2 separate regions of the Homo sapiens genome follow, and region 2 is linked to region 1. Evidence: read pairs that join two places in POLR2A ChIA-PET (ENCODE). Cell type or tissue: CD4-positive, alpha-beta T cell. All regions are shown on one strand. Links, peaks and the distances in the headings refer to the core of each region. The heading gives the core; the rest is flanking DNA. Region 1 holds the start of PCF11-AS1 (PCF11 antisense RNA 1). Region 2 overlaps DDIAS (DNA damage induced apoptosis suppressor).

Evidence for each region. ChIA-PET counts read pairs that join two places held together with the same protein. Peaks named below come from ENCODE experiments on the same cell type or tissue, not always from the same donor. Only the 100,000 strongest peaks of a DNase experiment are listed, where the experiment ranks them.
Region 2: POLR2A ChIA-PET joins it to region 1 with 11 read pairs; 21 of 35 experiments call an interaction of 5 or more read pairs at or near these places.

What each region holds. Positions count from the first base shown.
Region 1 is chr11:83,180,264-83,192,127 of GRCh38, forward strand. PCF11 (PCF11 cleavage and polyadenylation factor subunit) reads left to right here. Exons shown (of 16, transcript NM_001346413.3): 12 at 745-928; 13 at 1,591-1,746; 14 at 2,136-2,228; 15 at 2,775-2,810; 16 at 4,416-5,531. The coding sequence ends at 4,631. ANKRD42-DT (ANKRD42 divergent transcript) reads right to left here. Exons shown (of 3, transcript NR_149009.1): 2 at 10,792-10,905; 3 at 4,228-4,590. It overlaps PCF11-AS1 (PCF11 antisense RNA 1), which reads right to left and starts at 7,221. Exons shown (of 1, transcript NR_133914.1): 1 at 5,258-7,221. In CD4-positive, alpha-beta T cell, for the core only: no CTCF peak of the experiment used is centred there; no DNase peak of the experiment used is centred there.
Region 2 is chr11:82,912,755-82,924,618 of GRCh38, forward strand. It overlaps DDIAS (DNA damage induced apoptosis suppressor), which reads left to right. Exons shown (of 6, transcript NM_145018.4): 2 at 533-632; 3 at 1,969-2,097. The coding sequence starts at 1,985. Among named protein-coding and RNA genes, the nearest start is that of DDIAS, 17 kb to the left of the region's middle. In CD4-positive, alpha-beta T cell, for the core only: no CTCF peak of the experiment used is centred there; no DNase peak of the experiment used is centred there; H3K27ac peaks cover 852 bases.

The DNA.
Region 1 (11,864 bases), core at 4,896-8,895:
TTTTAGTAGGGACAGGGTTTCACCACGTTGGTCAGGTTGGTCTTGAGCTCCTGACCTCGTGATCTGCCCACCTTGGCCTCCCAAAGTGCTGGGATTACAGGCGTGAGCCGCTGTGCCCGGCTATTTTTTTTTTTTTTCTTGGAGTTAATAACTGCTCTGTTTGTTCACTTACTTGGTCTTCTATATATACCTGTTTCTTCCCAAATAGGGAGCCCAGAATTTAAAAAACTAATTATTTGTTGACCACAGCAAACTAATTATTGTTTCCCAATGGTATTCTAAGTTTTCTCTTTAGTTATCCATACTATTATTATTTCTTCTGTCCTTTTTTCACTGTTACACCAGAGTGGAGAAGTTGAATTATTCAGAATGCCAAAGATCTAGAGAGGTGAAATTTAACTGTTCTGCCATGTCCATCTTGACTTGACTCCAAACTAAAATAAGCTAACTATTGCCTTGTTAGCTAGCACAGGATCATTTCATTTTTAGCTAAAAGGAAATAAATAACTGGGTCAGGGCTATCAATAAGAAGACAGGCTCCATCTTCCAAAAGTCACCAAAGTTAAGGTAAAGAGGGTCAATCACATTGTTAGAGAATAATACTGATCTTTGGGTATTAACTGTTTCAGCCAGCTCTTGGTTTCACCATTGTTACAGTATGGAAAATTGAAATATTTGTAATTGGCTTTTAAAGGCCATTAAGCCATATTATCAACACTAAAGATTATTTCTTTTTCAAAATAGACGTTATGACAGTGTTATAAATCGACTGTACACTGGTATTCAGTGTTACTCTTGTGGAATGAGGTTTACAACATCACAGACAGATGTTTATGCAGATCATTTGGACTGGCATTATCGGCAAAATAGAACTGAAAAGGATGTTAGCCGAAAAGTCACTCATAGACGTTGGTACTACAGTTTAACAGTAAGTAACCCATGTGCCTCCATAGTATCTTTTAGGCTTAAATTATATCATTCTAAAAGTATATTAATTTTAATAATTATTAAAATTTAATTTTAATTAAGTAATTTAATAATTTTAATAACTGCTGGAATCTAACATTGAAATTTCCTGAATAAAATTTGACCCCTAGAATATAAACAGATTTTTTAAAAAATGAATTTTGAAGAGTATTTTTTTTTTTAAATTAAGATTAGAGTATAGCATACAGGCTTGTTCTAGCTCTAAAAGTCCAAGGCTTTGACCCCTGGAATATAAACACATTTTTTAAAAAATGAATTTTGAAGGGAATTTTTTTTTTTTTAATTAAGATTAGAGTGTAGCCTACAGGCTTGTTCTAGCTCTAAAATTCCCAGGCTCTAGGACTGTTTTTTGTAAAAAAAAAAATATACTTGAAGCTTGTCTTTTTTGAATTAGTAGTTGTAACTATAGAGTTAATGGAAAAGATCTTAATTATTAGTTTCATGTTGTCATTAGTTATATGTTTCAAAGTATAATTTTAAATAATATTAGAGCATAATGTAGAAAATAGTATACCCCTACCTTTAAATGGCATTATATTGAAGATACACAGTAAAAATTTAGAAATAAATGGAATAATCTTTTAAAAATCAACTCCTTTTAAGGACTGGATAGAATTTGAGGAGATAGCTGATCTGGAAGAACGGGCAAAGAGCCAGTTTTTTGAAAAGGTGCATGAAGAAGTTGTGCTCAAAACTCAAGAGGCTGCTAAAGAAAAAGAGTTCCAAAGTGTACCTGCTGGACCAGCTGGAGCAGTTGAGGTGAGAGAAGAACGTTTAAGTTTTCTCACAGTGGGAGTGTCCCTCACTTCCTTTATGTAAATACTCATAAACACATCACTATATTTATATCCCTGTTTTAATGATTTTAAGACTTCTTGAAAGCTCTACTCTTCAATTTTACTCTTACAATCTAGCTTTGAGTTTCATAACTACAGTGGCCAAAAGCAGTGAAATGTTTACTCTTTTTACTGGAAAGATTGACAGAATCCCATAAATGTATTTTGAATCATACTGTATATTGGACATTATTCAAACTTTTGGAACACTCATAAATTCTTTACTCCACTTAACAGTGTTTGTATATTTTTACTTAATGGGGTTAAATATGGTCTATTATGTAAATTTCATTTTATATGATTCTATTTTAGAGTTGTGAAATCTGTCAAGAACAATTTGAACAATACTGGGATGAAGAAGAGGAGGAATGGCATTTGAAAAATGCTATTAGAGTAGATGGAAAGGTAATTTTCATTTCTTTATAAGGAAGTGTTAAGATTAGTGTTTTTTTGTTGGGTTAACACATTACTTTGAAAGGAGGCGGTTCATAATAGTTTTTGTTTGATTTTTGGTCTTAATAAAAAGGGTATTGGACTTTAGTAATAGAATGTTTGAATTAGAAGGGATCTTAGCAGTCACCCGGTTCTGTACACTTTACACAGGAGGTTGCACTATTAGTCAGTGACAGACCCAGGACTAGGTCTTCTGAATCTAGTTAGTCGTTTTTCTGTCGACCCACACTATTTTGATTGTGGATTTATATTTCATCATCAAACTATACTGTGCTGAAAACAAAGCAAGTTAGGCTAGATACTTAAATGGGCCAAGAGAAGTCAGTTTTTCAGACTCTTTAAGCATAAGGATGAAAATTTGGTTTTATCCATTTTGGGACCAAATAATTTTTGTCTTCTTTCCAAAGACTATCTTCTGGCTTAAAGTTAAAAAGAAATATCAGAATAGCCCATTAGAAATGAATACGCACATATTTACTTTTTTTCTTTTTGCTTCAGATTTATCATCCATCATGTTATGAAGATTATCAAAATGTAAGTTCTTTTTGGTTACTGTATTTGTTCTCATTTGCATTAATAAATTTTACTTTTCAGTTTTTTTTTTGCATCAGAGCAATATTGTTATTTTAAACTTAATATATTGAACTGTTTTTGTTTTTTGATATAGCATTTAGGTTGTTCAGTAAAAACTGGTGCCAGATTGACAGAATTGACATATATGAATATCATTTTCTGTGATAACGCAAACAATTAAAATTTTGAAATTTATCATTCCTTGCATTTTATTCACTTGAATCATGGTATCTTTTACTAGTCCACTAGGCCCAAAGAAATGTGAGGAAAAGTGAAGATAAGGATCCTGATGGGGATACGTTTCTAGAGCTATGGGTAGCATTTACTGCTATTTTTTTTTCTTACATCTCTATTCAGCCATCTAAATAGGTATATTCTTTTTGTTGTTTTGTTCTGAGACAAAGTTTCGCTCTTGTTGCCCAGGCTGGAGTGCAATGGCGCAATCTCGGCTCACTGCAACCTCCACCTCCTGGGTTCAAGGGATTCTCCTGCCCCTGCTTCCCAAGTAGCTGGGATTACAGGCGTGCACCACCACACCTGGCTAATTTTGTATTTTTAGTAGAGACAGGGTTTCACCACATTGGTCAGGCTGGTCTTGAACTCCTGACCTCAAGTGATCCACCCACCTTGGCCTCCCAAAGTGCTAGGATTATAGGCGTGAGCCACCGTGCTCGGCCAAAATAGGTATACTTTTTAATGATCACATACGGAATCTAAAAATGATACCAGTCGTTGACCTTAAAAGTTCAAATGGTCGGCTGGGCGTGGTGGCTCATGCCTGTAATCCCAGCACTTTTGGGAGGCCGAGGCGAGTGGATCACCTGAGGTCAGGAGTTCGAGAACAGCCTGGCCAACATGGTGAAACCCTGTCTCTACTAAAAATACAAAAATTAGCCAGGCATGGTGGCGGGTGCCTATAGTTCCACCTGATTGTGAGGCTGAGGCAGGAGAATTGTTTGAATCCAGGAGGTGGAGGTTGCAGTGAGCTGAGTTCATGCCACTGCACTGCAACCTGTGCGACAAGAGTGAGCTCTGTCTCAAAAAAAAAAAAAAAAAAAAAAGTTCAAATGGTCATATTTGTAGTCTGTTTTTAAAATCAAGTAATGGAATAAATAGGTTTTTAGAGATAATGGGTTGGAGGCAATTTGGAAGGTTTATTTAGGTTGTCAGAAGACTAGTGTTGAGGGTGATGGTTTGTGGGGATTTAAAAAATCCTCAGACTATTTGAAATTAGGGTAGTAACAAGTCCCAGGATATATGTATGAGTTTAACATCTATGTAGAGATTAAAATGTAGAAGCATGTCTAATCAACTTTTTTTGGCTGTATAATGTCCTATAACTTAGCTGTTAACTGCTTAACTCACTGCTGAGTACATATTGAACGTGCAATATATATTTTATTTCTGGTTGTCTTTATGGCACATTTTGTTGGGAGGCAGGTGTTTCATTTGCATTTGGTTGTATGTGTGTTCTCTTGTTCATACAAGGGTCTTACAAGACTAAATGTTATTTAATGTGAGAATTTTGAACTTTCATCAGTACTCATAGGGCCTTTCATTTTGTAGACATCTTCATTTGATTGTACACCATCTCCCAGCAAGACACCAGTTGAAAACCCCTTGAATATTATGTTGAACATTGTCAAAAACGAATTGCAGGAACCCTGTGACAGTCCCAAAGTTAAGGAAGAACGAATTGATACACCACCAGCTTGTACAGAGGAAAGCATAGCAACACCCTCTGAAATTAAAACAGAAAATGACACAGTCGAGTCAGTTTAAATAAAATGAGAAAGGTATGTTTTTCTTTTTTAAAAAAGCTGCTGTTGGATCTAGAAGGTGAAGAATTTTTTTATGTATATATAGACATATCTATATAAATTGTCTGGCTGAGGCAGGGCCTTCAGCTATCATTTGGTTAATAAATACATTTTAGTATTTGCATTTCCTACTGCCTGCAGAGTTTCAGGTGCTTGTTGTGTGAAAGTTCTGTAGATGTGTGCAAATTTAACGAAATGAAATTGTATGTGTAAAAATGTACGATTTTTCACTGTGCAACTGTAAATTATAAATAAAAAATATTTTTGCTATTCATGGAGTGTAATATTTATGCACACCATCAAATAGTTTCTGTACTTTTTATTGGGTAAAAATGGAATTGAACAGCAACCTCAACATAAGATTTTTTTTCTAGTAGCCTCCCACTGATTAAAGAAGCAAGTTTGAGGTTTCATCCTTCAAAAGGGGGTTCCGAGAGAGCACCGTAGGGCTTTTCTCAAATAGAAAAGCCAGATTTTGAAAAAATTTTAAAGATAAAATAGGACATATTTTGCAGATATATATATATATATACACAAACACATCTCCAGGTATAGAGAACCATCCAGATGTTCACTTTTGAAAATATCTAATGATGCAAAGTTTTATTCTTGAACTTGGACACTGATGCCATCAAACAATTAACAAATATATTTAAGTACTAAAGGTGATTTTTTTTTTAAAGACTTTTTCAAATTGTCAAATGATTTAATGCAGATGAACATATTTCTATTTTAAGTAACGGGAATCTGTAAGAATGTTTGCTTGAGATATGGTTAACTTTTTTCTTTTGTTGGTTTTGACTTAGATGGACACCATGAGATGTTAATATTCATACATGTAATAAATAGAATGATGAAGAAACTTTGTTTGTACTTCTTTATTTCTTGAAAAGCTTTAGAATGTGACTTTCTTGTTGTCTTTCATCTGTTTTTTGAAACATGAACATGGTACTTGCTATGAGCCAGGCACTCTGAGACAGGTTAGTCTTTTCTGCCATTTATTGGAGATAGGCATATAAAACACTGAGTTTTATTGAGCACATAGTATGTGGCAGGCACTAGCACTTTCTACATGTATTTTCTCTGGTATTCACATCTAATAACTACATGGTAGATGGTGTCCCCACTTTACAGATGAAATTAAGCCACTCACTTTAAAATTTTTATAAGAATTTGAACGTGGCTTTGTTTCCTCTAATTCCATACAATTTCTGCAATTTTAAAAGATACCCCCAAATTGATTGTTAGGATAGAAATAAGCACACCAAACTACTGGAAGGTGGCTAAGGAAGATTCTACAAAAGTGGTGACATTTGAGTCTTGGAGGATAACCAGGAGTGGAGTCCATACTGATGGGAAGGGTATCTTTGGAAAATGAACAGCAAATGTAAAGGCTTAAAATACTTTTGTGTTTTCAAAAATTGACTTCTTATGGTTAAAACTCAGTAGTTTTGAATAGATTATGATGAGCCATTAATTTTTTTAGTAGAAATGGAGTCTCACTACGTAGTCCAGGCTGGTTTCGAATTCCTGGGCTCAAGTGATCCTACTGCCTTGGCCTCCCAGAGTGCTGGGATTACAGGCATGAGCCACGTGCCCAGCCTTTATTTTTAAGTAGTGAAGAGCCTTCTTGGTCATGCTAAGGAATTTTTATTAAACTGATGACCAGAGCAGCCACTAGAAATTTTAAACAGGGTGACATCCTATCTGCATTTAAGCTTTTTTATTTTTTTAAGAATCAAGTGAATACAATTTTAGAGATTGCTAAATCCAGAGAGGTCCAGTGGGAAAACTGGTAGCCATTGGATTTGAGTTGTAAACACGTAACAGCTGAACTTACGTATATGAACACTGCCATAGGAACTGAGGTCTGTGAATCCAAAAATGTAGGCAAAACTTCCTGTTGAACATTTTTCTGGGGAAACCACCATAGCTTTTATCAAATGCTTAAAGGTATGGAACATTCTAAAAGGAAGGTGATATTCAAACCTAAAAGTGTATCAACGGTATCCACATGGAGAAGAGGGTCAAGGATGGGGGAACAAAGACTGGTAGGTGGGAAGGTCAAAAAGAAAATGGGAAAACCAGCAATGGGAAAATTTTTTTTTTTCTTTTTTTGAGACAGTCTTGCTATGTTGCTCAGGCTGGATCAGTGCAGTAGCACAATCTCGGCTCAGTGCAGTGGCACAATCTCGGCTCACTGCAACCTCTGCCTCCTGGGTTCAAGTGATTCTCCTGTCTCAGCCTCCCAAGTAGCTGGGATTACAGGTGCCCGCCACCACGCCTGGCTAATTTTTATATTTTGAGTAGAGGCGGGGTTTCACCACGTTGGCCAGGCTGGTCTCGAACTCCTGACCTTAAGTGATCTGCCCGTCTTGGCCTCCCAGAGTGCTGGGATTACAGGTGTGCGCAGGAAGAAAATTTCAATGGACGAGGTAGTCAACAAAATGAAGTCAAGAAAATATGTAAGACTCAGAAATACTCTAACTGTTGACCTAAGAACAGCTGAGTATGGGTGCCAACACCTGGTGCAATGGGTAGTGTGGATGAGAGGTAACAAAATATTAAAAGCTATTTTTTTAAATGAAGTTTAACTCCAGAGATTGAATTGTAGTTAGACAAATAGGAGAGGCATTAGCATGTTAAGAGGAGCTCAGTGGAGAAATGGGTTGAAGATGGAGATGACCGGTATACCAGTCTCAAGGTTGTAACAAGATAGTATCAACAATAGCACAGGAGGGGCGGGGCACAGTGGCTCATGCCTGTAATTCCAGCACTTTGGGAGGATGAAGTGGGTAGATTGCTTGAGTGTAGGAGTTCAAGACCAGCCTGGGCAACATGGTGAAACTCCGTCGCTACCAAATATATGAAAAACCAGAGGGACACTGTCTGCCAAAAAAAATAAAAGCACAGGAAGGATTTAGCTTTGGAATGGAGGTGGGCCAGTGTTCTCCAAGATGGCCACTAGTATTTACAGTTGGGTTTGAGTTCAATTCTTATTTTCTCTTTGAGGTAGAAGGCCAGATGTAAGGCAGTGATCCAGATCTGCCCCATATTTGGCTGTGCATTAGAATTATAGTGAATTTAAAACAAATTTTAATACTAAATTTAGAGATGGGGCCTTACCAGGTTGTCCAGGCTGGCCTCGAACTCCTGGGATCAAGCCAGTCTCCCACCTCAGCCTCCCAAGTAACTAGATTACAGGTGCACACCACTACACCTGGCTTAGAATTAGTGAATATTAAGAGATTCCTAATCTCTGGAGAGTCTCATTTAGTTGATTCGCATTCAGGGGCACTTCTAGTATTCAAGCTCCATAGTTTTTTCTAATGAACAGCCAGATCTGGTAAATAATTCAGAAATCAACATCAACAGCATCCCCAAAGATAGAAAAAGAGTCAATACATAACACTGTTAGCTAGAAGTAGTAATCTAACACTGTAAAGTGCAGTAAGGAAAATTAAATGAAGCCTCAGAGATGATGGAACATTTTCTTTTAAATTGAATTGAAGTTTGAGAGAACAAGTAAAAGGAAAAGTATGTGTTTCCTAAAATCTAAAGATTTCATTAAGTTTATATCCTCCTGGTTTTAGTGTAATTTTCCCACTGAAAATGTCCAACTTTGATGCTTTGGAAAATAGAAAGCAATCTCATTGCAATTCAGCTAAAAATAAAAAGCTTTGGGAAGAAAAATAAGGAATTACATATAAAAAATTAAAACATTCTCATATAACAGCTTAGTATATACATATTTTTTATATGACTGACCTTACAATTTAGTACCAAGTAAGCAACCTAATGGAGGTTTACACAAAATATTCAGGAAAATCTGAGGAGGCATCTAACCATGCTGCAGGTGGAAAAATGTAGCTGCCTAAATGGAGGTAGAAATGGAAAATAAAGACTATTATCAAGAAAGACCTGCACTCTTGTAGAATTGGGAAGTTTTTTCCTAATCCTAAATGGGGTCAGCTCCCAGAGATAATGGGCATTGTGTTGAGCAGGTGGGGAAGAGTAGCTAAATAAGAGCCAAAAGGTACCCAAGGAGTACCCCTGTGAAGATTTGGGAGTGAGCACCAAAAGAAGAACAAGAATGACTGGGAAATAACAGAAAATGGCACATAGGCAGAAAGGAGTACAGACTGTCACCAATATCCACTTCGTTTTTTGTTTTTGCCTGGGGTTGGCCCTGCTCCCTTCTCTGAAACAAGATATAAAAAGCTGATTTATGATATCCTGCTTTATCACCCCACTTTAGAAAAACTGAGGTAGAAGTGGAGGACTAGTCATATTTACTAACTGGAATCATACCTTCCTTCCTACTCACAAAAGGTTCCAGTTCTCTAGAATACTGAGATGACCACTCCAGGATGTATTCTGAACCCTGTTTCACTTAAGAAACTTCTTCCAGGCTGGGCGCGGTGGCTCACGCTTGTAATCCCAGCACTTTGGGAAGACGAGGCGGGCGGATCACAAGGTCAGGAGATCGAGACCACGGTGAAACCCCGTCTCTACTAAAAATAAAAAAATTAGCTGGACGTGGTGGTGGGCGCCCGTAGTCCCAGCTACTCGGAGAGGCTGAGGCAGGAGAATGGAGTGAACCCAGGAGGCAGCTTGCAGTAAGCCAAGATTGCGCCACTGCACTCCAGCCTGGGTGACACAGCGAGACTCTGTCTCAAAAAAAAAAGAAAAAAAAATTTCTTCCATAGTCAGGCACTTACCTTGAAATCCCATGCAGTCTGGATATTGCATCTTAGCTTTTTTATTAAAATTACTCTTATTATCAATGACTTCTTGCTAAAACCAGTGTGCTTTTCTTAGCTTCTTAATCTCTTCTGGACCACACTCACTTTATTGTTTTTGAGACAGAGTCTCGCTGTGTTGCCCAGGCTGGAGTGCAGTGGCGTGATCTCAGCCACTCAGATTTTGGATAAGGATTTCAGATTTTGGATAAGGACTGAAAATCTCAGATTTTGGATAAGGGGTGCTCAACGTGTATAATGTTATACAAAATAATTTCTTTCTGATTTTCACAGTCTCCTTTGTAAGATGTCCCTTTGCCCTTTTTTTTTTTTTTTCCCTGAGACGGACTCTCACTCTGTCGCCAAGCTGGAGTGCAGTGGCGCGATCTCGGCTTACTGCAACCTCCACCTCCTGGGGGTTCAAGCAATTCTCCTGCCCCAGCCTCCCACGTAGCTGGGACTACAGGCGCCTGCCACCACGCCCAGCTAATTTTTGTATTTTTAGTAGAGATGGGGTTTCACCATGCTGGCTGGGATGGTCTCGATCTCTTGACCTCATGATCCGCCTGCCTTGGTCTCCCAAAGTGCTGGGATTACAGGCGTGAGCCACCATGCCCGGCCTGTTTCTTTTTTTTTTTCTGAGACAGTGTCTAGCTCTGTTGACCAGGCTGGAGTGCAGTGGTGCAATCATGGCTCACTGCAACCTCAACCTCCTGGGCTCAAGCCATCCTCCGTCCATGGGCTCCTTTGTTTCCAATACCATTTTTTTTCCTTTTCTTCCTCAGATTTGTTGAGTTTCTATTTATTGTTCTTTTCAAACACCAGCTAATTACTATCATCAATTTTATTTGCTATTTCATTAACTTCTGCTTTTATTTTTATTATTTTTGAGACGATTTTATTGAGAAGACTTTATAATCTTGCTCTGTCACCCAGGCTGGAGTGCAATGGCATGATCTTGGCTCACTGCAACCTCTGCCTCTCGGGTTCAAGTGATTCTTCTGCCTTAGCTTCCCAAGTAACCAGAATTACAGGTGCACGCCACTACACCTGGCTAATTTTTTTATTTCTAGTAGAAACAGGGTTTCATCATGTTGGCGAGGCTGGTCTCAAACTCCTGACCTCAAGTGATTCACCTGCCTCGGCCTCCCAAAGTGCTGGGCATGAGCCACTGCACCCGGAGTCTGCTTTTATTTTTAATTCCTTCTATTTTTATTTTGGGAGATTTTACTTTTTCTGCTTCTCTGTTACCTGTTTCTGTTTCCTCTTCTAATCCTTCCTGTCATGTGTGTATCCTTTAAGGATTTGTCACGTGCTGTCTCATTTCCTCAGTAAATTTATCTACTACATATTGTATAGTGAAAAAAATAAAACCTTTACCATTATTATGTAAGTGGCTATAAACACTATATTAATTTGGAGTCAGTCATAGTGGGTTCCAATTCCTCAACTCCTACTTGTGTGATCTTGGTCAAATCTGAGCTGTTTCTTCATCTGTAAAAATAAAAATAACAATACAGATTAAGTTGGGTATTATTTGCAAATCATTTATCACAGAAACTGGCCCACATGAATAACTCGATAAATGCCTGGTATACAAAAGGCCTCAGCTGCCCCATGTCTTGTTTTGTTTTTTCTTTGAGGTGGAGTTTTGCTCTTGTCGCCCAGGCTGGAGCGCAATTGCGCGATCTCAACTCACTGCAACCTCCGCCTCCCAGGTTCAAGTGATTCTCCTGCCTCAGCCTCCCGAACAGCTGGGATTACAGGCTCCTGCTACCATGCCTGGCTAATTTTTGTATTTTTAGTAGAGATGGGGTTTCGCCATGTTGGCCAGGCTGGTCTCAAATCCCTGACTTCAGGTGATCCGCTCACCTTGGCCTCCCAAAGTGCTAGAATTACAGGCGTGAGCCACCGCGCATGACTCAGTTGCCCCATCTCTAAAAGTGAGGGGATTAGGATGACTAATCCCAAATTCACTTCCAACAGTGAAAAACTTTATCTTCAGCCTATTAGTTCACCTGCCTGACAGTTAACTCATCAACCCACCCACACAACAGTTACTAAGCCCTTCTCTTAAATGAAATATTCTAGACATCAGAAATGCCAAGATTTTAAGATACAGTCCCTACCTTCCAGAAGCTCAGGGTCCTTTAGGGGTGAGGAAAAATTGTTAAACAGATAATTATAATACAATGGGATAAGTGATCTAATAAAAGGTTGTGGGAATTCAGAGACTTTGAGGAGCTCCTGCAGAAAAATTCAAGACCTATTTTGGAATCCTAAGTCAGGTATTTATTATTTACTAGTGAAGGGGGAATTAATGAATTTTATAAGTATATTAGTCAAGAAGTTTATTCTTTTCCTTAGAGGTAGAATGAAATATAGCCCCCCACCCTCCGGAGGCCTGGGTTAAGAGAGAATATTAACCGCTTATTTCTCCTCTACGCACGGAG
Region 2 (11,864 bases), core at 4,357-8,356, 270 kb before region 1:
CGGCTATCAACATGCTTTCCTCACTAACCTTAATTTTTGTTTCTGTCTTTTATTTTAAAGTGAGAGATATGTGACTCTTCCTTTCACCTGAACACCTAGAGGTCATTGTAGGGTTAATAACTGGCCTAATTTCAATATTGTTGTGTCTCAGAATAGGGAGACCCAACAAGAGGGAGAGAGATGGTGGGGCAGTCAGACACACATTTATAGATTAAATTCATCTTATATAGGTACAGTTTGTGGCACCCCAAAACAATTACAATAGTAACATCAAACATCACTGATCACAAGTCACCATCAGATATAATAAAAATGAAAACTTTTGAAATATTGTGAGAATTACCAAAATGTGAGATGGAAGGTGAGCACATGCCACTGAAAAAGTGGACTTGCTTGAGACAGGGTTGCTATAAACCTTCAATTTGTAAAAAAAATGTAATATCTGTGAAGCATAATAAAGTGAAGCATAATAAAATGAGGTGTGTCTGTATTTTATTATTTGACTTCTCTGATTTTGTTTATTTGGAGATAGGGTCTTGCTCTGTCACCCAGGCTGGAGTGCCATGGCATCATCATAGCTCACTATGGCCTTGATCCTCCTGCCTTAGCCTCCCAAGCAGCTGGTATTACAGGTACGTGCCACCACACTCAGCTAATTCTCTTATATTTTTGTAGAGACAGTGTCTCCCTGTGTTTCCCAGGCTGGTCTTGAACTCCTGGGCTCAAGCAATCCCCCCACCTCAGTCTCTGAAAGTGCTGAGATTACAGACATAAGCCACCACACTTGGCCTTCCTGATGTGTTTTATACAAGGATATTAAAACACTTTGAGCTATCATTTGACATGTAACATTTTGCTTTTTCTGTTTACAAAATCTGAAGTCTTTTTTTTCTCTTCAAGATGTATCAAATGAGCACACTGAAATCTAATAAAGTGATATTTCAGCTAAAAAAGAACAATTTCCACCAATTTAGGTTCTTTAAAAGATTCATGTAAGTTCATGTACACATTGAATATACCTTATCTGAAATGTTTGGGTCCAGAAGTCTTGTGAATTTTGGATTTTTGAATATTTGCACATAATTAATGAGATGCAGGAATGGGACCCAAGTCTAAACATAAAATTTGTTTATGTTTTATATACATCTTATACACATAGTCTGAAGGTAATTTTATACAATACTTTTTTTTTTCTTTTTTAGATGGAGTTTTGCTCTTGTTGCCCAGGCTGAAGTGCCATGGTGCAATCTCGGCTCACTGCAACCTCCGCATCCTAGGTTCAAGCAATTCTCCTGCCGCAGCCTCCTGAGTAGCTGGGATTACAGGCACCCCCCACCATGCTCAGCTACTTTTTGTATTTAGTGGAGATGGGGTTTCACCATGTTGGCCAGGCTGGTCTCAAACTCCCTACCTCAGGTGATCCGCCTGCCTCGGCCTCCCAAAGTGCTGGGATTACAGGCATGAGCCACCACGCCCGGCCACAATACTTTTAATAATTTAGTGCATGAAACAAAGTTTGTGTTAAGTACTTATGTGTGGAATTTTGATTTGTGCCATCATGGTGGCACTCAAAACATTTCAGATTTTGGGTTTTGGACTTTCAGATTCAAGATGCTCAACCGGTAGTTTCCTTTGTATTGATGGCAGACACAAGTTGTGTATCTTCTTGTAAAGGTGTGAAGAAGCTAAATGACATCTTTCCTGAATTACTGGGATAGAGCATTTATTAAGAAACAGGATACAAGAATTTTCTTAAACTACTCTGTTTTAAATGTGATTTTCTTCCTATTAATATTTTAAGGAGAAAAAGAATTAATTTTCCAATACATTGATACCACCTTCACTTTGAAAGTGAAACAAATGACATCTATTAGCTTTGCAGTAGAGGTTAAGTGGTTTTCCTAAGAAAAGAATATGCACTGCAATGAAAGATTTGCCAGTCATCCCAATGGCTATTTTGTTTTGCAGACCACGGTGTGAACACATGAACAGAAGACGAAAATTTCTTCTAGCCTCAGTACTTGCTCTCCAGAATTCAAGTTTTATATATCCATCATGTCAGAAGTGCTTCTCTAGGATAATCCTGGTCTCCAAAAGGTAAAAGTAAAGTCTGTAAGTGTGAGAGAGGAAATACAAATGCACACTGTAGATTTCCTATGGCTCAAGGGCAAGGACCAGATTTACCAAACAAGGACATTAGATTCTCTCAGGGGTTGGTTCTTCTGTAAATCCCAGAACAGATTTCACTGCTAATCCTCTATTACTAGAGAAAAGTTTTAAGTTACTGTCAAGTCCTTTGCTAAATACTTGCCTCATTGAAGAAAAATAACTTCTCAGAGAGTAAGTTCCAATACTGGGTACAAAACTTAGCCCATTTCTGGGATATCCCTGGGAATAATATAGGAGACTTGTGTTTATTCTTTGTTTATTTTTGCATGATCAGTAGAATAGTTGTTAATATAAATAAATAAATTCCTTGAGACCAGGGACTATGTTATAGTAATTTCTATCCTTTAGCAACTAGAAAGGTGTTTGGCGTATAATTCTTTATCATGGTGCTCAGATGCAAGCCAACTATACCTGAGAGCCTAAGGTCTTCCTCTGATCTTTATAGAGTAGAAACGAGAGGTTAGGTTTGAAGTTTCTCCAGAACACTGTCTCTCTGCATCGAAGAGAGGACAAGAATACCTAGTAAGTAACTAGAACTATGTAAGAAAGAGTAGTGTGCCAGCAATATTCTTAACTAGTCTTTTTGTCTAGTTAGCATTGAATGGGGAGGCAGAAAAGGATTGGCAGTTCTAACTCATATCTAGACTCTAAGTAATCCTTGAAGTAGTTATCACACTGTTCCTTTATTAAGCCACTCTCTCAAGCACTCATTTGTTAGCTCTAAGAGAAAGACCCTGTTTGTGTTATTCATCATTAAATCCTTGGCTAGGGCTTAGTTCATAGAAAGTGTTCAACAAATGTTGGTTAAATGAATGAATAAGTGATAGCATGATAGTGTTTAGATTGTCTTAGGTTCACCCCTTTTCAGGTTCTTGCCTGTCATCTGAAACAACTAAAACCCATGGGCTATTTGCCTTTCATCAAAATCTGTACTTAGAAGCAGTGTGGTATACAGTCCTTACTTAATGTTGTTGGATTCTTAGACACCGCAACTTTACGCAAAATGATGTATAATGAAACAAATTTTTTTCTCATCAACGTTATAATGATGTTGTTTGAGAATCTGCTATAAGTAGTTTTGCTTAAAGTCACAGTATCCAAGAACCTATCACTAACATTAAATGAGGACTTACTGTAATGGAACAATTTCAAGCTTCAGAGAACACAACAGAGTTTCATGTAGGCTCTGGCTCTCATTAACTATGTGACCTAGGGCAAGATAGTTAACTTCTGTGAGTCTAATTACTCATTTGTAAGGTGGGATCATGGTACCCACAATATGGGATCATTGTAAAGTTAGAGATAATGCACAGAAATGTTCTAGTAGAATACATAACATATATTAGGATTTCCAAAGTGGTAGCTATTATTATTATAATCTATTATAAGTATACTTTACCTTATTGCAGTATGTTATCATGATTAAAAGCATAATTCTCTGGAGCTGACTGCCTGGATTCAAATTGCAACCCTGCCATTATAGCTGTGTGGCCTTGGGCAAGTCACTTTAATTATCTGAGCCTCAAAATGGGGAAAGTAATATCTGCCTAATAAGGTTCTTGTAAGGATCAAATAGGTTAATATACATAACATGCCTAGAACATTGTCTGATACATTATCAGTAATATATAGATATAAAATATTTTTAAAACTCTTTCTTTCCAGTCATTTATTTTAAAGATAATCTGCAACAAAAATTTAGGTTGAACAATAATGCCATTGTTACTTATTTAGACGGGTAATACCAGTAGATAACATTAGTGAGTGTTTGCTGTACAGTAGGCACTGTGCTAGGAACTTTGTGGGCATTATATCTTTTAATACAATAGCCCTATGAAGTGAATGCTATTGTTAATGCCAACCTTTAAAGGAGACAACTGAAGCTTGGGAAAGTTAAGTAACTTACCGCAAATCATCACACAGCCAGCTAGTTAGGGGCAGAAACATATTCAAGCCTAAACAATCTGAATTCTGTCTACCTTCATAGTCACCATATTACTTCCAAATTAGCAGCGAAGTTTGTATTCAGAATGACATCTTCCCCTCTCTTTCTTAGAACTTAAAGTGACCTCGGAAAGGACTTGTGACTGGACCCTTTTGGAATATAAAACCCATGGCACATAGTCCTTGCCTATGGAAACATAGTCCATGGAAATATAACCTGTTTTCTGCATATACTACATTGACACAAAAATTTTTTAAAACTATTTCCATAATTTCTGGTGCTTACCTTTTTTTCCCATAGGTTATTGGGGTACAGGTGGTATTTGGCTACATGAGTAAGTTCTTCAGTGGTGCTTTGTGAGATTTTGCTGCACCCATCACCCGAGCAGTATACACTGCACCCTATTTGTAGTCTTTTATCTCTCACCCCCTCCCACCCTTCCCCCCAAGTCCCCAAAGTCCATTGTATCATTCTTATGCTTTTGCATCCTCATAGCTTAGCTCCCACATATCACTGAGAACATATGGTGTTTGATTTTCCATTCCTGAGTTACTTCACTTAGAATAACAGTCTCCAGTCTCATCCAGGAGACTGCAATGCCATTAATTCATTCCTTTTTATGGCTGAGTAGTAGTTCATCGTGTATATATACCACAGTTTCTTTATCCACTCATTGATTGATGGACATTTGGGTTGGTTCCACGATTTTGCAATTGTGAACTGGGCTGCTATAAACATGAGTGTGCAAGTATCTTTTGCATATAATGACTTATTTTCCTCTGAGTAGATACCCAGCAGTGGGATTGCTGGATCAAATAGTAGTTCTACTTTTAGTTCTTTAAGGAATCTCCACACTGTTTTCCATAGTGGCTGTACTAGTTCACATTTCTACCAGCAATGTAGAAGTGTTCTCTGATTGCTGCATCCACACCAACATCTACTGGTTTTTGATTTTTTGATTATGGCCATTCTTGCAGGAAGAAGGTAGTATCGCATTGTGATTTTGATTTGTATTTCCCTGGTCATTAGTGATGTTGAGCATTTTTTCATGTGTTTTCTTGGCCATTTGAGAATTGTCTATTTATGTCCTTAGCCTACTGTTTGATGGGATTGCTTGTTTTTTTCTTACTGATTTGTTTGAGTTCGTTGTAGATTCTGGATGTTAGTCCTTTGTCAGATGTATAGATTGTGAAGATTTTCTTCCACTCTGTGGGTTGTCTGTTCACTCTGCTGACTGTTCTTTGGCCATGCAAAAGCTCTTTAGTTTAATTAAGTCCCAGCTATTTGTTTTTATTGCATTTGCTTTTGGGTACGCCAATGTCTAGAAGGGTTTTTCCAATGTTATCTTCTAGAATTTTTATAGTTTCAGGTCTTAGATTTAAGTCCTTAATCCATCTTGAGTTGCTTTTATATAAGATTCATTCTCCTACATGTGGCTAGCCAATGATCCCAGCACCATTTGTTGAAAAGGGTGTCCTTTCCCCACTATTGTTCACTTTGTCAAAGATCAGTTGGCTGTAAGTATTTGAGTTTATTTCTGGGTTCTCTATTCTGTTCCATTGGCCTATGTGCCTATTTTTATACCAGTACCATGGTGTTTTGGTGACGATGGCCTTATAGTACAGTTTGAAATCAGGTAATGCGATGCCTCCAGGTTTGTTCTTTTTGCTTAGTCTTGCTTTGGCTGTGCAGGCCATGTTTTGGTTCCATATGCATTTTAAAATTGTTTTTTCTAATTCTGTGAAGAATGATGGTGGTAGGGATTGCACTGAATTTGTAGATTGCTTTTGGCAGCATGGTCATTTTCACAATATTGATTCTACCTATCCACGAGCATGGGATGTGTTTCCATTCATTGTGTTGTCTATGATTTCTTTCAGCAATGTTTTGTAGTTTTTCTTGTAGAGGTCTTTTGCCTCCTTGGTTAGGTATCTTCCTAAATTTGTTTTTTTTGTGTGGTTTTTTTTTGTGTGTGTGTTTTTGTAGCTGTTGTAAAAGGAGTTAAATTCTTGATTTGACTCTCCACTTGGTTGCTGTTAGTGTATAGAAGAGCTACTGATTTGTGTACATTAATCTTGTATCCAGAAACTTGGCTGAATTCTTTTATCAGTTCTAGCAGCTTTCTGGAGGAGTCTTTAGGGTTTTCGAGGTAAACAATCATATTGTCAGCAAACAGTGACAGTTTGACTTCCTCTTTACTGATTTAGATGCCCTTTCTTTCTTTCTCTTGTCTGATTGCATTGTCTAGGACTTCCAGTAGTATGTTGAAGAAGAATGGTGAGAGTGGGCATCCTTGTCTTGTTCCAATTCTCAGAGGGAATGCTTTCAACTTTTCTCCATTCATTGTTATGTTGGCTGTGGGTTTGTCATAGATGGCTTTTATTACATTGAGGTATGTCCCTTGTATGCCACTTTCGCTGAGAGTTTTAATCATAAATGGATGCTGGATTTTGTTGAATGTTTTTTCTGCATCCATTGAGATGATCATGTGATTTTTGGTTTTAAAATTCTGTTTATGTGGTATATCACACTTATTGACTTATGTATGTTAAACTGTCCCTACATCCCTGGTATGAAACCCACTTAATCATGGTGGATTATCTTTTTGATATGTTGTTGGATTCAGTTAGCTAGTATTTTGTTAAGGATTTTAGCATCTATGTTCATCAAGGATATCGGGCAGTAGTTTTCTTTTTTGCTTATGTCCTTTCCTGATTTGGGTATTAGGGTGATGTCGCCTTCATAGAATGAATTAGGGAGGGTTCCCTCTTTATCTCATAGAATAGCGTCAGAAGGATTGGTACCAATTCTTCTTTGAATGTCTGGTAGAATTCTGCTGTGAATCCATCTGGTCCCAGACTTTTTTTCGTTGGTTTTTTTTGAGACGGAGTCTCACTCTGTCGCCCAGGCTGGAGTGCAGTGGCGTGATCTCAGCGCACTGCAAGCTCTACCTCTCTTCACGCCATTCTGCCTCAGCCTCCTGAGTAGCTGGGACTACTGGTGCCCACCACCATGCCCAGCTAATCTTTTGTATTTTTAGTAGACAGGGTTTCACGGTGTTAGCCAGGATGGTCTCGATCTCCTAACCTCATGATCCGCCCACCTCAGCCTCCCAAAGCGCTGGGATTACAGGCGTGAGGCACCACGCCCGGCCTTTTGTTGGTAATTTTTTAATTCCCATTTCAATCTTGCTGCTTATTATTGGTCTGTTCAGGGTATCTAATTCTTCCTGATTTAAGCTAGGAGGGTTGTATTTTTCCAGGAATTTATCCATCTCTTCTAGGTTTTCTAGCTTGTGTAAAGGTGTTTGTAGTAGTCTTGAATGATCTTTTGTGTCTCAGTGGTGTCAGTTGTAATATGTCCCGTTTTGTTTCTTAATGAGGTTATTTGGATTTTCTCTCTTCTTGGTTAATCTTGCTAACGGTCTATCAATTTTATTTATCTTTTCAAAGAGCCAGCTTTTGGTTTCATGTATCTTTTGTATTTGTTTTTGTTTCAATTACATTTAGTTCTGCTTTGATCTTGGTTATTTCCTTTCTTCTGCTGGGTTTCGGTTTGGTTTGTTCTTGTTTCTCTAGTTCCTTGAGGTGTGACCTTAGAATGTCAGTTTGTGTTCTTTCAGTCTTTTTGATGTAGGCATTTAGGACTATGACCTTTCCTTTTAGCACTGCCTTTGCTGCAGCCCAGAGGTTTTGATAGGTTGTGTCATTATTGCCATTCAGTTTGAAGAATTTTTAAATTTCCATCTTGATTTCATTTTTGATCCAAGGATCATTCAGGAGCAGCTTATTTAATTTCCATGTATTGGCATGGTTTTGAAGGTTCCTTTTGGAGTTGATTTCCAGTTTATTCCACTATGGCCTGAGAGAGTGCTTGATATGATTTCAATTTTCTTAAATTTATTAAGGCTTGTTTTCTGGCTTATCACATGGTCTATCTTGGAGAAAGTTCCATGTGCTGTTGAATAGAATGTGTAATCTGCGGTTGTTGGATGAAATGCTCTGTATATTATCTGTTAAGTTCATTTGTTCCAAGGCATAGTTTAAATCCATTTTTTCTTTGTTGACTTTCTGTCTTGATGACCTGTCTAGTGCTGTCAGTGTAGTATTGAAGTCCTCCACTATTATTGTGTTGCTGTCTATCTCATTTCTTAGGTCTATTAGTAATTGTTTTATAAATTTGGGAGCTCCAGTGTTAGGTGCATAAATGTTTAGGATTGTGATATTTCTCGTTGGACAAGGCCTTTTATCATTATATAATGTCCTTTGTCTCTTTTAACTGCTTTTGCTTTAAAGTTTGTTTTTGTCTAATATAAAAATAGCTACCCCTGCTTGGTGTCCATTTGCACAAACTGCCTTTTTCCACTCCTTTACTTGATGTTTATGTGAGTCCTTATGTGTTAGGTGAGTCTCCTGAAGGCAGCAGATGGTTGGTGAGTTCTTATCCATTCTGCTATTCTGTATCTTTTAAGTGGAACATTTATGCCATTTACATTCGATGTTAGTATTGAGATTTGAGGTACCATTGCATTCATTGTGGTATTTGTTGCCTGTGTACCTTGTTTTTTTTGTTTTTGCTTTTTAAATTGTTTTTGTTTTATAGGTCCTTCATGATTTATGCTTTTAAGAGATTCTGTTTTTGATGTGTTTCCAGGATTTGTTTCAAGATTTAGAGCTCCTTTTCACAGTTTTTTTCTTTCTTTCTTTTTTTTTTTTTTTTTTTTTTTTGAGACGGAGTTTCGCTTTTTCGCCCAGGCTGGAGTGAAGTGGTGCAATCTCGTCTCACTGCACCCTCCGCCCCCCCAGGTTCAAGCAATTCTCCTGCCTCAGCCTCCCGAGTAGCTGGGATTACAGGCACCCACCACCACGTCCAGCTAATTTTTGTATTTTTAGTAGAGACAGGGTTTCACCATGTTGGCCAGGCTAGTCTCAAACTCCTGACCTCAGGTGATCCACCCGCCTCAGCCTCCCAAAGGGCTAGGATTACAGGCATGAGCCACTGCGCCCAGCCTAGCAGTTCTTGTAATGGTGGTTTGGTAGTAGCAGATTCTCTCAGCATTTGTTTGTCTGAGAAAGACTGTATCTTTCCTTCATATATGATGTTTAGTTTCACTGGGTACAAAATTCTTGGCTGATAATTGCTTTGCATGAGGAGGCTTAAGATAGGGCCCTAATCCCTTCTAGCTTGTAGGGTTTCTGCAAAGAAATCTGCTGTTAATCGGATAGGTTTTCCTTTATAGATTACCTGGTGCTTCTGTCTCACAACTCTTAAGATTCTTTCCTTTGTCTTAACTTTAGATAACCTGATGACAGTGTGCCTAGGTGATGATCTTTTTGTGATGAATTTCCCAGATGCTCTTTATGCTTCTTGTATTTAGATGCCTAGGTCTCTAGCAAGGCCGGGGAAGGTTTCCTCAATTATTCACCCAAATATGTTTTCCAAACTTTTAGATTTCTCTTATTCCTCAGGAACACCGATTATTCTTAGGTTTGGCTGTTTAACATAATCCCAGACTTTTTGGATGCTTGGTTCATAATTTCTTATTCTTTTTTCTTTGTGTTTGTTGGATTGGGTTAATTTGAAGACCTTGTCTTCAAGCTGTGAATTTCTTTCTTCTATTTGTTCATTTCTATTGCTGGGACTTTCCAGAGCATTTTGCATTTTTGTAAGTGTGTCCAGTGTTTCCTGAAGTTTTGATTGTTTTTCTTTATGCTATTTCCTTGAATGTTTCTCCCTTCACTTCTCGTATTGTTTTTTGGATTTCCTTGCGTCAGGCTTCGCTTTTCTCTGGTGCCTCGCTGAATTCTTTTTCAGGTAAATCAGGGATTTCTTATTGGTTTGAATCCATTGCTGGTGAGCTAGTGTGATTTTTTTTGGAGGTGTTAAAGAGCCTTGTTTTGTCATATTACCAGAGTTGGTTTTCTGGTTCCTTCTTATTTGGGTAGGCTCTGTCAGAGAGGCAAGGTCTAGGGCTGAAGGCTGTTGTTCAGATTCTTTTGTCCCACAGGATGTTCCCTTGATGTGATACTCTCCCCCCTTTTCCTATGGATGTAGCTTCCTATGAGCCGAGCTGCAGTGATTGTTATCTCTCTTCTGGGTCTAGCCATCCAGCCAGTCTGTCTGGCTCCGGGGTGGTATTCAGGGTTTGTCTGCACAGAGTCCTGTGATGTGAATCGTTTATGGGTGTCTCGGCCCTGAATACCACACAGTATTTGGGGTGTCTCCCAGGTCCTGCAGGAGCAGTCCACTTCCTTCAGAGGGTCTGTGGGTCCTCTTGGGATTCCTGGTTTGTTCTTGCAGTTGTTCTGGAGCTAAAATTCATAGTGCGAGCCCCAACATGCTGCTTTGTCCGAGTTGGAGCTGCAATCTAATCCTGCCTCCCATCCGCCATGATGATCTAAATCCTGGTGCTTATCTTTTCTACTGTTGTTTTTGCTTTCCCTTTTTCTTACTTGGAATCAGTTGTAAGCCAACACAGGAAACAGAAATTCCTCATGTTCATTTCCCCATTGCTATAGCACTGCAAGCTTATGACAGAGGAGTTCCATGCTCTTGCCTTTGCAGAAGATCTTAGAGATGCTGAAGAACAGAGAGACGTCCCTAAATATTTTCTTTGAACCTGAAATTTTTAGTGACTATAATCATAATAAGTATTTTGTGCTTTATGGAATTAACTTTCTTACCTCCAAGATCAGATCAGTAGATTGAATGTAGTTTTCAATCTATAGGTATTCTGCAGAGCCTTGGGGCTCCATGGAAGTGCTTATGGAGGGAGATGGGATTAGAGTAGTAATAGTACCTAGTGCTGAGTAGTAGGTAAGACTCTAGGGCCCCCACGTTAGTTTCAACAAGATCTCTATTCTCATCCTTATATTAGTGTTCCAAGTTAAATTTCATTTGAAAGGGGGTTTCATTATGTAAATATACAAACATAGACATACATCTATAAAAAAAAATGTGTACAAAGTTAGTTCGGTCCTTCATATGAAGCAGTAACTACACATACACACACAATAGTGTATGTCTGTACTCTCCCCAGATTATAAGCTGGAGAAGGGATTTATTTATCCAGACAAGCTATCTACATAGAAATTGCCCTTCTGGGTGACTAATGGGACCCATAATTCCTTTTAGCCTAGAAATCCATTTCTAACACTAATAACTTTCTTTTCCTATCTTAAAATAGGACTCATCGCTCAGAGGCTACCTATCCTCTCCCCCATTCCCAACTACCCAAAAAGTTTATATCATTTACTTAAGCAAGTCAAATTTAATTTCACACATATAGATCATAGTTTTCTTACTTTGTGGGGGAAGTGATATGTGGAAGCATTAAGAGATATGTTTTTTAAAATATGTCTCATTACTTTGTGTGTATTTAATCTGGGTCTATAAACTTGGAAAGGGATGTTATATAATCATATAGTCAGGATATTCTTAAGCTGGAATCTGTGGATACATTATAGGTATGTATGACTCCTCCAGTCCCTAAGATATGTAGAATATCGTGTTCATATCTGTTTTTTGTGGGGAGAGAGTGAGTCCATTGCTTTCATCAGATTTTTTAAGGTTTTCAAGACTAAGAAAACATTAAGGATTACTTATCTCACCAGTTCTTCTACATCTGGGCTAAATATAAGTACGCTAGAAAAATAAACAAATGAGGCTGGGCATAGTAGCTCATGCCTGCAATCCCAGCATTTGGGAGGCCAAGATGGGAGGATTGCTTGAGTCCAGGATTTTGAGACCA